2 separate regions of the Mus musculus genome follow, and region 1 is linked to region 2. The links are chromatin loops, found by intact Hi-C in ENCODE. Cell type or tissue: left cerebral cortex. All regions are shown on one strand. Links, peaks and the distances in the headings refer to the core of each region. The heading gives the core; the rest is flanking DNA. Region 1 holds the start of Pramel27 (PRAME like 27). Region 2 has its middle 5.6 kb from the start of Pramel22.

The links. Peaks named below come from ENCODE experiments on the same cell type or tissue, not always from the same donor. Only the 100,000 strongest peaks of a DNase experiment are listed, where the experiment ranks them.
Region 1: it touches region 2 in a loop (38-fold over the local background); 13 of 42 quality-filtered maps call a loop at or near these places.

The regions. Positions count from the first base shown.
Region 1 is chr4:143,841,378-143,848,939 of GRCm38, forward strand. It overlaps Pramel27 (PRAME like 27), which reads left to right and starts at 5,120. Exons shown (of 4, transcript NM_177571.3): 1 at 5,120-5,191. The coding sequence starts at 5,162. In left cerebral cortex, for the core only: no CTCF peak of the experiment used is centred there; no DNase peak of the experiment used is centred there.
Region 2 is chr4:143,659,019-143,666,580 of GRCm38, forward strand. It overlaps a transcript of Pramel22 not described here. Among named protein-coding and RNA genes, the nearest start is that of Pramel22, 5.6 kb to the left of the region's middle. In left cerebral cortex, for the core only: no CTCF peak of the experiment used is centred there; no DNase peak of the experiment used is centred there.

The DNA of each region.
Region 1 (7,562 bases), core at 1,401-6,400, 180 kb after region 2:
CATGTTTACATATCACACAATAATCCATCACACCACAGAAAGAAAAGTGCAAATCTCAATGAATTTATTGGATGGTGCATAGACTGAAAGATTTCCTTTTGGGAAAACAACAAAACCAAAACTAGCCTGAAACTCAAAAGCCCATCAAATAAATTAATCCATAAAACTAATATTTATGTACTCATTTTTAACTTGTGTTTGGGCAAGGTTTTCATCTGTAGCTAAGGTTGATCTGAAACCCTAATTCTCAGCACTCCTCCTGCCTCAGCATCCCACTTGATAGAATGACTGTTGTAAACTAACATACCTGGCTCAGTTTTCTTCACATATGATGCACACAGTGCTGAGTTTCTGTCCCATTGGCATTGCTCTATTTCTGATACTACACATAAACACAGAATCTCCTAAAAATATCCTCTGAGGACTTTGTGACAAATACATTGTCACAACTGTGCATTCTTTCCAGAAATTTATAGCTGAGTTATATGCTCTGTCATTGTTCAGCTGTGTTAACTATCTGCTCAAGAGGGCTGAGGCAGGAGGATTGCTTGTGCCTGTTGTTGTGAGGCAGCAGTTCTGGACATGCAGTCTGGAGATGGTGTTGATTGATGTTGGTAGTAGGTGCCTCAGTAGAGAGGGAATCTCATCAAGATGTTAAGCCTTCATTTTCAAAGGAGCAGGGGCCATAGTCTCCCCTAGAAGACTGGCACCTAGCTAGCTCACTGTAGTTATTTGTTCAAACACCAAAATATTTGTTCCAGCTACCAAAATTATCTAACCCTTGCTGCTCATGAGAGCAGACAACCTGCACTAATCTCAGTCCCTTTTGACCAAGGCTAGCTGTAATCAAAAGAAAGAACTCTAGATTTCCCAGGAGTGTCTTAGGACCAAGAAGAGTGTAGTGTTTAGCTGCAAGCAATCAAATAACACTGAGAGCAGATATTCCAAAGAGACAACATTTGTTCAAGTTTCAAACAGTCTCATGGCAATTTCTTGACACATACTGATTGACCCAAACATACCAAAGGCTTATGTGTCATTGAAAACTGTTTCAAATTTGTGTCATTTATACAGATGGTGTTCTTGTCTCCGTAACAAAAGAAAATGTCTCAGAAGAGTCCACACAAGAAGCTGAAGAACGGCTGTTAATAATTTGAGGTGAACTAGGCATAGTCAAACACGCCTTTTCTCTCAGCATCTTGGAGACTGAGGCAAGCTTATCTTTGTGAGTTTATGGTCAGACCGGTCTACCCAAAAAGGTCAGAAAAGCCAGAACTCCATGGTTAAATCCTGTTTCAAAAACAAGATGATATTTGAGACAAGATGTTGCCTCACACTTATCAGAACAAGAGGTAGAAATGGTGTTGTCACATCTTCTGGGCAAATAAACTCATTTTTAGTCAACCATGACTATGTGATCCTTTCATTTTGGTGCTCCAGGAGCAGAGACAGGGTAATCTCTGTGTTCAGGGCCAATCTGGTCTAAGTAGAGACTGCCAACCCTTTCATGTCTTCAGAGTGAAGCTATATCTTCATTAATATTTGTGAGATGACAGGTGACTCAGGTGTTTAGAGCAGAGACTGATCGTTCAGAGGACTCAACTAAAATTTCCAGTTCCCATATCAGGTACAACCACCTAAAACTCTATATCGAGAGGGACCCAACTCCTTTGGCCTCTGGGAAGTTTCATCCATGTGAACATTTCTCATTAAAGACACACATATACACATAATTAAAAATTAGAAAACTTTAAAGTGTGATGAATGAGATTATCACCCCAGCAATATAATGAATGAAGAAGTAAATGAATAAATGTGTATATATATGTATATATATACAGAGGTGTGTACTAAAATCAAATTAAAGATGATTTCTAAGCAGTATTTTATTTATGCACAGGAGACCAGAGCATCTGTGATAAAATATTAATATTAGTGATTTTCATTTTAAAAGTAGTCTTTATTTTGTTTTTTTTTTGGGGGGGGGCAGTGGTCTTCTTTGTTTCTTTCCCTCTATCTTTCTTTTGACAGTTTATTTGGGTAATGCTGGCTGTCCTAGAACTTTCTTTATAGAAAAGTTTGGCCTCCAACTCAGAGATCTTCCTGCCTCTACCTCTCTAGTTAAGTGGAAACTTCTAGTTTCTTTGGGAAGTTCGTTATATCAAATGATGTTTTGCTGGGCTACACAGGTGAAAGGTTGTCTTACTAAAGCAAACACTAGGAAGATTGTTTTCCTGAGGCAAGTCCAGGTGAAAAAAGTTTTGCTGGAGCAGACACAGGAAAGAATGTTTACCTGAAGCACACACAGGTGAAAGGATGCTTTGACATAGCAGACAAGTAAAGAATACTTGATAAAGGAGTTAATGTAACCTCACAAACAGTGGGAGACTAGCATTGACCTTTGTTTTGGATTGCTCTTCCCCACTATTTTTCCCTAACAGCACCCATGTTTTGGTTTGCCTTACATAGCAATGCTGAGGTCAACTTGTGATTATGTCACTATTGAGAGAAATTTGCCAAGAACTGCTCATGAGTTACTTGTGCCAGCTTGATGCTTCTGTGGCCACTCCTGAGACCAATGGGCAAGCCTGGTGATTTCTTCAGGATTGAACTACAGCTGCAGGCTCTTTGTCTGCCTGCTAAAAGGACTGGAATGAAGATGCTGGTTCCTGTGTCTTGGGCTGCCTTGGTCTCCCTTTAATCTCTCGGTGTGCACAAGCTCTGGACATTACTCATTATAGATCTCCACAGAGTCAGAAGGGGTCTGGTAAAATACTCAGTTACCATATATTCATGCTATAATTTAGTCTCCTCCCCCCATCCCAGGAACCACCAGAAGCCCAGAGTCCCTGATCTGCAATACTAGAGAACTCAGTTTACCCTGTTGTACTCTGCTACATCCACTCCAGTAATGACTCACATTACAGGTTTAGAAACCTGAAAGCAGTCCTGAGGCAAAGAGTTTCAAGGACAGTTTGCCTCCTGGAACCTTGGCATTCCCATAGGCCATATACTCAAACCCTGTCGCCATGTTAGTCTGGTGTATGGATCTGTGTGCTTTCTTGTATTATAGCTGCTTCCAAGTAATGATTTTACAAATACTTAAATCAGGTTGAATTTTACTCCCTGGCCTACACCAGTGTTCGATAATCCTTGAAGTCAACTCTGAGCTTGGAATTCAGTAAGAATGTTACCTATTCAGTAACATTCAAATTCATTTCTAATAGAGACAGTGAAACTAAGTAGGCATTACAATTTACTTGAACAGAGCTAGAAAAGCTCAGGGCTAGTCTGCATAGTAATTACTTAGGACAATAGCCGAGTCACACCCAAACACAGGAATATACATTGGCCTAGGAAATAAGTAGATTGTAGTATTATTCATGAAAGGGTTAGTAGAATGGAATTCCCCTCGTGCAGGTTTTTCCACTAGGCCCAGAAGAATAGCATAATCATGTATTTACTAAAGATCCCCTGGTGGTGGGTTTAACAATATTCTAGCATTGTATCAGAGCATTCACCTGGCTCCTGTGTTTAGCTGATCTTAATTAGGGTTGTTCCTATTCACAGTTGTAAATACTGCCTGGCTCCCACCATCTTTTTATGTATACGTTTTCTTTGTTTTGTGTTAAGAACCAGTGTACCTTGGGATGTACTCACCTAGCCTTCTTGTTTTTCTTCTGTATTGAAATCCTGGTGTTGCTTGGAAAAAAAATACATTCAGATTCAACACTCCCTTGTGTCTGTTTCCTTTTGTCAATTCTCGACAACTCTTTGCCCACCTATCTGGAATCTTAATTCCCCACAGGTTGAGAGAAGCCAACTGAGCCCGGTCCATGGAAGTACTCTCTAGTTGTCTCAAGTCCAAACACTCAACAGCCTCAGGATATGGAGCTCCCAGAAGAACCGACCCAGATACAATTAACCTTTGTCTCACCAGGTACCAAAGCCTGCTTCTTTGACTCTCATTTCCCTTTGGAAAGGTTATTCAGGAGAAGCCAATGTGACCAGCTTCTTGTCATGGCAAAAAGACAGGCCGTTAAAAAAGGCAGTACTACTGTGGTATGCCCAACAACATAGGTTCTGCTTTCCACAGATTGAGTCTTCCATGGACTGAGTGAAGAGAATCTCTGAAATGTATGGCATTTGTCTTTACTTTTGAAGTTATTACAAGGTCCTGTGGACATTGTGCTTTATTACACTAATTTGGAGAATCATGTAGAAGGTCTGTTAACTAGTGACCACCTGGCTGCCCATCCAGACTGTCTAAAATTTAAAAGTGAACCAAGATATGTAAGTTCCTCTGGCAGCTCTGGAGCCATGTGAATCTGAGATAGACTTGTCAGTGAATATCTTCAGCTTGCATTGCTCTCCCTCCTCTCCTTTCTGCTCTCTCTTTCTTGCTGTGGGTAGCTGTGAAATTTGTACACTGAGACAGGATGCTCTAGACTTTAAGACAAATCTGGGCTGTGTGGCGAGACCCAGTGTCAGAAATCAAAGAAGAAGGAATCAAATTCAAATGAATGTTTGCAAAGCCTACACAGGAGAAAAGTGCTAGAACATGGAGGGGGAAACACAGGAATCACTGCAAAGGGACTGGATAAGGGTGAGTGCTTATTGAGGATGCAAGATACCTTTCTATATGAACCATGTTGGCCTGATACAGCCATTTATGTGGTTCCCTTACATACCCTGAATCATGTCCATGGTGATGCTCACAGGCCTAACACTAGCAGTTGTGTGGTCAGAAAACAGAAGTCCTTGCGGTTGACCTAAATTTATAGTCAGGATGTGATTGGTTAGTGCCATATGCTTGGAGACAAGAGTGATCTTGAACTCAGAGATCTACCTGCCTCTGCTTTGCAATTGATGTTATCAAAGGCATCAAGCTCAATCACTTGGCTTCAATAAATAAGTTCTTGACTATCATTCTGGACAAAGATTCTTCCTGAGTACAGATCTGATCCAAATTATCTACAACATTCAAATCTGAATATGAGCAAGTGGTTGGAGACTCAGTTTTTAAATCAGAGGCATACTTTGGCTTGGGGGGGTGTGGCCACAAAGGGGGACTTCACCTGGAAGTTATATAAAGGGTCATACAGGTAGAGGTAGTCTCAGTCTCTTGGAGCTTGGAGTCACAACCTAACTCTGTCTGATTATGGTGATCTGTCAGCAGTGTCCAGATCAAGTAAGTCTTTCAGCTCCATAAGGATACCTCATCTGATAGAACCTAGTCTAGCCTTGCCCTCACTTGAAATTTTTTGTTTTGTTTTGTTTTTTGAGACAGGGTTTCTCTGTATAGCCTTGGCTCTCGTGGAACTCACTTTGTAGACCAAGCTGGCCTCGAACTCAGAAATCTGCCTCCCTCTGCCTCACAAGTGCTGGGATTAAAGGTGTGCACCACCAAAGCCTGGCCCTCACTTGAAATTTTGTTCACATAATTTTTTACTTGCTAGTTCTCTCTCTCTCTCTCTCTCTCTCTCTCTCTCTCTCTCTCTCTCTCTCTCTCTCCCTCTCCCTCTCCCTCTCCCTCTCCCTCTCCCTCTCCCTCTCCCTCTCCCTCTCCCTCTCCCTCTCCCTCTCCCTCTCCCTGTCTCTCTCTCCCTCTCCCTCTCCCTCTCTTTCTCCCCCTCTCTCTCTCTTTGAGATGAGTTCTCTCAACATAAGATTGCCTTGCCTGTATCCTAGATACTCTATAATTTTTACCCAATGGCTCACTTACTAATTAGTACATAAGATGCTTGTCATTTTGAGTCTCATTTACCTCACTCAGGGTAATATTTTCTAGTTCCATTCATGTGTCTGCAAAATTCATGATATCCTCATTTTAAGTAGCTAAATAGTATTTCACTGTGTAAATGAACTACATGTTCTATACCCATTTTTAGGTTGAGGGCTATCTTAAGTTGTTTCCAGTTTTTGGCTATTACAAATAAGCCTGCTGTGAATATAGTGGAGTATATTTCTTTGAGGTATTTTTGGGTATCTTCTGGGTATATGCTCCAGAGTGGTATATCTGGGTCTCCAGGTAGAACTGTTTCCAATTTTCTGAGAAACCACCAGATTGATATCCATTATGGTTGCACTAGTTAGCAATTTCACCAGCAATGCATGTTCCCCTTTCTCCACATTCTCACCAGAATGTGCAGTCACTTGGGTTTTTTATCTTAGCCATTCTGATTATTGTAAAGTGGATTCTTAAGTTCTTTTTGATTTGCATTTCATAATGATTAAGGACTTTGAATATTTTTTAAGTGCTTCTGGACCATTTGTGATTCCTCCTTGGTTGAATAAGGGGAAGATTTAGAGAAGCTGAAGAGGAGGATGACCCCAAAGTAAGACCACCTGTCTCAACTAACCTAGACACTTGGCAGCTCCCAAAGACTGAGCCACACAGCCAGGCAGGATACCCAGCACATACAGGGTAGAGGAATGCCTTGTTTGGTTTCAGTGGTTGAAGATGTGCCTTATTCTGTAAAGACTTGTGGCCCTAGAGAAGGTGGATGTGGAGGATAGGGCTTGGGGGAGAAGAAGAGAACCCTCTTAGTGGAAACAGGGAGGAGAAACTGGATGAGGAACTATAGTGGGGTGAACAATGGCTGGAATGTAAATTTGAAAAAAAATAAAAAATAAAAAAAAAGGATTGCCTGACCTTAAATTCAGAGATTCTCAGCCATGTGAGAACTGCTTAATCAGACTACCGAAATGTGTTCTAAATTATACCTAATTATTAATTGGGTCATTTGGTTTCTGTGGAAATTTTTTAGCTTAGTCTGGATTTTGTTTTTTGAGACAGTCTCATTAAGAATGTCTGGGTGGGGCTGGTGAGATGGCTCAGTGAGTAAGAGCACCCGACTGCTCTTCCGAAGGTCAGGAGTTCAAATCCCAGCAACCACATGGTGGCTCACAACCATCTGTAATGAGATCTGACTCCCTCTTCTGGAGTGTCTGAGGACAGCTACAGTGTACTTACATATAATAAATAAATAAATAAATAAATCTTAAAAAAAAAAAAAAGAATGTCAGGGTGACCTTGAATTCCAGACACTCTAGCCTGGAGTGTCAGATGTGAGTTACACAAGTGCCTTGACTACTGATCTTTTTGTCACTTTAAGCCTGGCATTCTTTGGTGTGCTTTTAATCCCAGCAACAGGGAGGGGGAGAAAGGCTGTGAGTGTCAAAATACCCAGGAATTATATGTGTCTTTAAAAAGGCAAAATAGCTCACAGTCAGCTATTGGATAGAACACAGGGCCCCCAATGGAGGAGCTAGAAAAAGTACCCAAGGAGCTTAAGGGGTCTGCAAACCTATAGGTGGAAGAACAATATGAACTAACCAGTAACCCCAGAGCTTGTAATGTATGCTTCTGCATATTTAACAGAAGATGGCCTAGTTGGCCATCATTGGGAAGAGAGGCCCCTTGGTCTTGAAATTTTTATATGCCCCAGTACAGGGGAACACCAGGGCCAAGAAGTAGGAGTGGGTGGGTAGGGGAGTGGGGGAGGGGTGATATGGGGGACCTTCGGGATAGCATATGAAATGTAAATGAACAAAATACC
Region 2 (7,562 bases), core at 1,352-6,351:
AATGAGACTGTCTCAAAAAACAAAATCCAGACTAAGCTAAAAAATTTCCACAGAAACCAAATGACCCAATTAATAATTAGGTGTAATTTAGAACACATTTTGGTATTCTGATTAAGCAGTTCTCACATGGCTGACGTAGGAGAATCTCTGAATTTAAGGTCAGGCAATCCTTTTTTTTATTTTTTATTTTTTTTCAAATTTACATTCCAGCCATTGTTCACCCCACTATAGTTCCTCATCCAGTTTCTCCTCCCTGTTTCCACCAAGAGGGTTCTCTTCTTCTCCCCCAAGCCCCATCTTCCACATCCACCTTCTCTAGGGACTCAAGTCTTTACAGAATAAGGCACATATTCAACCACTGAAACCAAACAAGGCATTCCTCTACCCTTTATGTGCTGGGTATCCTGCCTGGTTGTGTGGCTCAGTCTTTGGGAGCTGCCAAGTGTCTAGGTTAGTTGAGACAGGTGGTCTTACTTTGGGGTCATCCTCCTCTTCAGCTTCTCTAAATCTTCCCCTTATTCAACCAAGGAGGAATCACAAATGGTCCAGAAGCACTTAAAAAATATTCAAAGTCCTTAATCATTATGAAATGCAAATCAAAAAGAACTTAAGAATTCACTTTACAATAATCAGAATGGCTAAGATAAAAAACTCAAGTGACTTCACATTCTGGTGAGAATGTGGAGAAAGGGGAACACGCATTGCTGGTGAAATTGCTAACTGGTGCAACCATAATGGATATCGATCTGGTGGTTTCTCAGAAAATTGGAAACAGTTCTACCTGAAGACCCAGATATACCACTCTGGAGCATATATCCAGAAGATAGCCAACAATACTACAAAGAAATATACTCCACTATATTCACAGCAGGCTTATTTGTAATAGCCAAAAAACTGGAAACAACTTAAGATAGCCCTCAACCTAAAAATGGGTATAGAAAATGTAGTTCATTTACACAGTGAAATACTATTTAGCTACTTAAAATGAGGATATCATGAATTTTGCAGGCACATGAATGGAACTAGAAAATATTACCCTGAGTGAGGTAAATGAGACTCAAAATGACATGCATGTTATGTACTAATTAGTAAGTGAGCCATTGGGTAAAAATTATAGAGTATCTAGGATACAGGCAAGGCAATCTTATGTTGAGAGAACTCATCTCAGAAAGAGAGAGAGAGAGAGAGAGAGAGAGAGAGAGAGAGAGAGAGAGAGAGAGAGAGAGAGAGAGAGAGAGAGGGAGAGGGAGAGGGAGAGGGAGAGGGAGAGGGAGAGAGAGAACTAGCAAGTAAAAAATTATGTGAACAAAATTTCAAGTGAGGGCCAGGCTTTGGTGGTGCACACCTTTAATCCCAGCACTTGGGAGGCAGAGGGAGGCAGATTTCTGAGTTCGAGGCAAGCTTGGTCTACAAAGTGAGTTCCAGGAGAGCCAAGGCTATGCAGAGAAACCCTGTCTCGAAAAACAAAACAAAACAAAAAATTTCAAGTGAGGGCAAGGCTAGACTAGGTTCTATCAGATGAGGTATCCTTATGGAGCTGAAAGACTTACTTGATCTGGACACTGCTGACAGATCACCATAATCAGACCGAGTTAGGTTGTGACTCCAAGCTCTAAGAGACTGAGACTACCTCTACCTGTATGACCCTTTATATAACTTTCAGGTGAAGTCCCCCATTGTGGCCACACACCCCCCAAGCCAAAGTATGCCTCTGATTTAAAAACTGAGTCTCCAACCACTTGCTCATATTCAGATTTGGATGTTGTAGTTAATTTAGATCAGATCTGTACTCAGGAAGAATCTTTGTCCAGAACGATAGTCAAGAACTTATTTTTTGAAGCCAAGTGATTGAGCTTGATGCCTTTGATCACATCAATTGCAAAGCAGAGGCAGGTAGATCTCTGAGTTCAAGATCACTCTTGTCTCCAAGCATATGGCACTAACCAATCAAATCCTGACTGTAAATTTAGGTCAACCGCAAGGACTTCTGTTTTCTGACCACACAACTGCTAGTGTTAGGCCTGTGAGCATCACCATGGACATGATTCAGGGTATGGAAGGGAACCACATAAATGGCCCTGTCAGGCCAACATGGTGCATATAGAAAGGTATCTTGCATCCTCAATAAGCACTCACCCTTATCCAGTCCCTTTGCAGTGATTCCTGTTTCCCCCTCCATGTTCTAGCACTTTTCTCCTGTGTAGGCTTTGCAAACATTCATTTGAATTTGATTCCTTCTTCTTTGATTTCTGACACTGGGTCTCGCCACACAGCCCAGATTTGTCTTAAAGTCTAGAGCATCCTGTCTCAGTGTACAAATTTCACAGCTACCCACAGCAAGAAAGAGAGAGCAGAAAGGAGAGGAGGGAGAGCAATGCAAGCTGAAGATATTCACTGGCAATTCTATCTCAGATTCACAGTCTTCAGGGTAATCTTATATAATCACATGGCTCCAGAGCTGCTAGAGGAACTTGCATATCTTGGTTCACTTTTAAATTTCAGACAGTCTGGATGGGCAGCCAGGTGGTCACTAGTTAACAGACCTTCTACATGATTCTCCAAATTAGTGTAATAAAGCCAGTGTCCACAGGACCTTGTAATAACTTCAAAAGTAAAGACAAATGCCATACATTTCAGAGATTCTCTTCACTCAGTCCTTGGAAGACTCAATCTGTGTTAAGCAGAACCTATGTTGTTGGACATACCACAGTAGTACTGCCTCTTTTGAGGGCCTTAATAGGTGATCAGTGTATTTTTGCCATGACAAGAGGCTGGTCACATTGCCTTCTCCTGAATAACTTTTCCAAAGGGAAATGTGATTCAAAGAAGCAGGCTTTGGTACCTGGTGGGACAAAGGTTAATTGTATCTGGGTCGGTTCTTGTGGGAGCTCCATATCCTGAGAGTGTTGACTGTTTGGACTTGAGACAGCTAGAGAGTACTCCCACGGACTGGGCTCAGTTGGCTTCTCTCAATCTGTGTGGAATTAAGGTTCTAGATAGGTGGCTAAAGAGATGGCGAGAATTGACAAATGGACACAGACACAAGGGAGTGTTGAATCTGAATGTAATTTTTTCCAAGCAATCACCAGGATTTTAATACAGAAGAAAAACAAGAAGGCTAGGTGAATACATCCCAAGGTACACTGGTTCTTAACACAAAACAAAGAAAATGTCTACATAAAAAGATGGTGGGATACAGGCAGTATTTACAACTGTGAATAGGAACAACCCTAATTAAGATCAGCTAAACACAGGAGCCAGGTGAATGCTCTGATACAATGCTAGAATATTGTTAAACCCACCACCAGGGGATCTTTAGTAAATACCTGATTATGATATTCTTCTGGGCCTAGTGAAAAAACCTGCACAAGGGGAATTCCATTCTACTAACCCTTTCATGAATACTACTACAATCTACTTATTTCCTAGGCCAGTGTATATTCCTGTGTTTGGGTGTGACTCGGCTATTGTCCTAGGTAATTACTATGCAGACTAGCCCTGAGCTTTTTTAGCTCTGTTCTGATACACACACACACACACACACACACACACACACACACACACACACACACACACACACACACTCACATATATAGTTTTATTCATTTACTTCTTCATTCCTTACATTGCTGGGGTGATAATCTCATTCATCACACTTTAAAGTTTTCTAATTTCTAATTATGTGTATATGTGTGTATTTAATGAGAAATGTTCACATGGATGAGACTTCCCAGAGGCCAAAGGAGTTGGATCCCTCTGGATTTAGAGTTTTAGGTGGTTGTACCTGATATGGGAACTGGAGATTTTAGTTGAGGCCTCTGAACCATCAGCCTCTGCTCTAAACACCTGAGCCACCTGTCATCTCACAAATATTAATGAAGATATAGCTTCACTCTGAAGACATGAAAGGGTTGGTAGTCTCTACTTAGACCAGATTGGCCCTGAACACAGAGATTACCCTGTTTATTAAGTTTATTAAGTTGAATGATGAAAGCTATCAGAAAAATATTCTCTAGAAAAATATGTTTATTTTCGTAGAAAAAAATGAAAGGAAGATCCAAACCCTCTCAGCATAGCCTGAGATGCTGTGGCAGTCATGCCTCTCTGGAGACACGGGCAGGCCATCAGTCTGAGATGTCACTCCCTGGGGCAACAGGATTGTAGTCAGGTTGATCCTTACCATCTTCTAGCTACAAATCATCCATTTGTTGAAACTGAAAGACTCCGAAAGGAGCCCCTCGCTCAGGCCTCAGGACAATAGCAGACACCCAAGAACTCACGACAGACCGAGCTTGTTGCAAACCACATGAGGCTTTATTCGGGGAAAGCCAGAGCTCTGAGGACGACTCATATCCCACGCAGGGGCAGAGGAGTCGACCTCTAGGGGAAAGAGTTCCCAGTTTTTATAGGCCCTCAGGAGGGAAAGGAGAAGGGGGAGATTAGGGGATTTCCAGATCTAAACAATGTCTATTCTCAAGAAATGGGTATGGGAGGGGTACAAGGAAAGAGTCTAATGAAGGTGCAGCAATGGTCAGAACATTGGCAGACACACAGGTTCAAGGAGTGGCCAGAGCATTGTGCACCTCTATTTTTCTAAATCAGTGAAGCTAGTTCTGCTAACACTGACGTCTATCTTGCCAATTTCAGGGCTTCTGTGTCCTTTTACATTCTGCCAGGATCTTTCAAAACAAGGACTCACTCACCTCCACGTTGTTGTCAGCATCCTTAAGGAACTGGATATCTGATGTGTCAAGATTATGAGGTGTTTCTTTTTTTCTTTTTTCAATTTTTATTAGATATTTTCTTCATTTACATTTCAAATGCTATCCTGAAATTCCCCTATACCCTCTCCCTGCCTTGCTCCCCTTTACACCCACTCACACTTCTTGGCCCTGGTGTTCCCCTGTCCTGGGGCATATAAAGTTTGCAAGAAAAAGGGGCCTCATTTTCTAATGATGGCCTATGTCATATGCAGCTAGAGACAGGAGCTCTAGGGGTACTGGTTAGTTCATATTGTTGTTCCTCTTATAGGGTTGCAGACCCCTTCAGCTCCTTGGGTACTTTCTCTAGTTCCTCCATTGGGGGCCCTGTGTTCCATCCAATAGATGACTGAGCATACACTTCTGTATTTGCAAGGCATAGCCTCACATGAGACAGCTATATCAGGGTCCTTTCAGCAAAATCTTGCTGGCATATGCAATAATGTCTGCTTTGGTGACTGATTAAGGGTTGGACCCCCCAGGTGGGATAGTCTCTGGATGGTCCATCCTTTCATCCTAGCGCAAAACCTTGTCTCTGTAACTCCTTCCATTGGTATTTTGTTCCCTATTGTAAGGAGGAATGAAGTATCCACACTTTGGTCTTGCTTCTTCTTGAGTTTCATGTGTTTTTCAAAGTGTATCTTGGGTAATCTAAGTTTCTGGGCTAATGTCCAGTTATCAGTGAGTGCATATTAAGTGACTTCTTTTGTGATTGGGTTAACTCACTCAGGATGATATTCTCCAGATACATTCATTTGCCCAAGAATTTCATAAATTCATTGTTTTTAATAGTTGAGTACTACTCCATTGTGTAAATGTACTACATTTTCTGTATCCATTCCTCTGTTGAGGGACATCTGGGTTCTTTCCAGCTTCTGGCTATTATAAATAAGGCTGCTATGAACATAGTGGAGCATGTGTCCTTATTTCCAGTTGGAACATCTTTTTGGTATATGCCCAGGAGAGGTATTGCTTGATCTTCTGGTAATACTACGTCCAATTTTCTGAGGAACCGCCAGACTGATTTTCAGAGTAGTTGTACGAGCTTGCAATCCCACCAGCAATTAGGAGTGTTCCTCTTTTTCCTTGCCAGCATCTGCTATCACCTGAATTTTTGATCTTAGCAATTCTGACTTGTGTGAGGTGGAATCTCAGGGTTGTTTTGATTTGCATTTTCCTGATGAGTAGGATGTTGAACATTTTTTCAAGTGCTTCTAATCCCTTCGGAATTCCTCAGTTGACTATTTTTTGTTTAGCTCTGTACCCCATTTTTAATGGGGTTATTTGAATTTCTGGAGTCTAGCTTCTTGAGCTCTTTGTATATTTTGGATCTTATTCCCCTATCAGACTTAGTATTGGTAAAAATCCTTTCCACTATGTTGGTGGCCTTTTTGTCTTATTGACAGTATCTTTTTCCTTACAGAGGTTTGCAATTTTATGAGGTGCCATTTGTCGATTCTTGATCTTACAGCACAAGCCATTGTTGTTCCGTTCAGGAACATTTCCCATGTGCCCATATCTTTGATGCTTTTCCTCAGTTTCTCCTCTATAAATTTCAATGTGTCTGGTTTTATGTGGAGGTCTTTGATCCACTCAGACTTGAGCTTTGTACAAGGAAGTAAGAATGGATCAATTCGCATTCTTCTACATGATAACCACCAGTTGTGCCAGCACCATTTGTTGAAAATGCTGTCTTTTTTATACTGGATGGTTTTAGCTCCCTGTCAAAGATCAAGTGACCATAGGTGTGTGGATTCATTTCTGGGTCTTTAATTCTGTTCCATTGATATACCTTTCTGTCACTGTACCAGTACCATGCAATTTTCATCACAATTGCTCTGTAGTACAGCTTTAGGTCAGGCGTGGTAATTCCCCCAGAGGTTCTTTTATTGTTGAGAATAGTTTTTGCTATCCTAGGTTTTTTGTTATTCCAGACCAATTTGCAAATTGCACTTTCTAACTCAGTGAAGAATTGAGTTGGAATTTTGATGGGATTGCATTGAATCTGTAGATTGCTTTCGGCAGGATAGCCATTTTTACTATATTGATCCTGCCAATTCATGAGCATGGGAGATCTTTTCATCTTCTGAGATCTTCTTCATTATCTTTCTTCAGAGAGTTGAAGTTCTTGTCCTACAGATCTTCCACTTCCTTAGTTAGAGTCATACCAAGGTATTTTATATTTTTTGACAGTGATTTGTTTGAGTTAATTTTATATCCAACTACTGCACTGATTCTGAATATCAGGTTTAGGAGTTCTCTGATGGAATTTTTAGGGTCACTTATATATGCTATCATAATATCTGCAAATAGTCATATTTTGACTTCTTCCTTTCCAATTTGTATCCCCTTGATCTCCTTTTGTTGTTGATTGCTCTGACTAGGACTTCAAGTACTATATTGAATAGGTATATAGAAAGTGGGCAGCCATGTCTAGTCCCTGATTTTAGTGGGATTGCTTCGAGATTTTCTCCATTTAGTTTGATGTTGGCTACTGGTTTGCTGAATGTTGCTTTGATTATGTTTAGGTATGGGCTTAGGCACACCCTCTCCAACTGAGACCAGATAAGGCTACCCAGTGTAGGAACAGATTCTATAGTCAGGCTACAGCTTTAGAGATAAGCCTGCTCTAACTCTTCTCCAAGAGTTAGAGCCCACAGGGAGACTGGTCCTCACATATGATACAAATGGGCCAGGGTTCTCAGTCCACCCATGAGAGCTCTTTGGTTGGTGGTTCAGTCTCTGAAAGCTCCCAGGGGTCCAGGTTAGTTGACACTGTTGGTCTCCATGTGGAGTTCATAT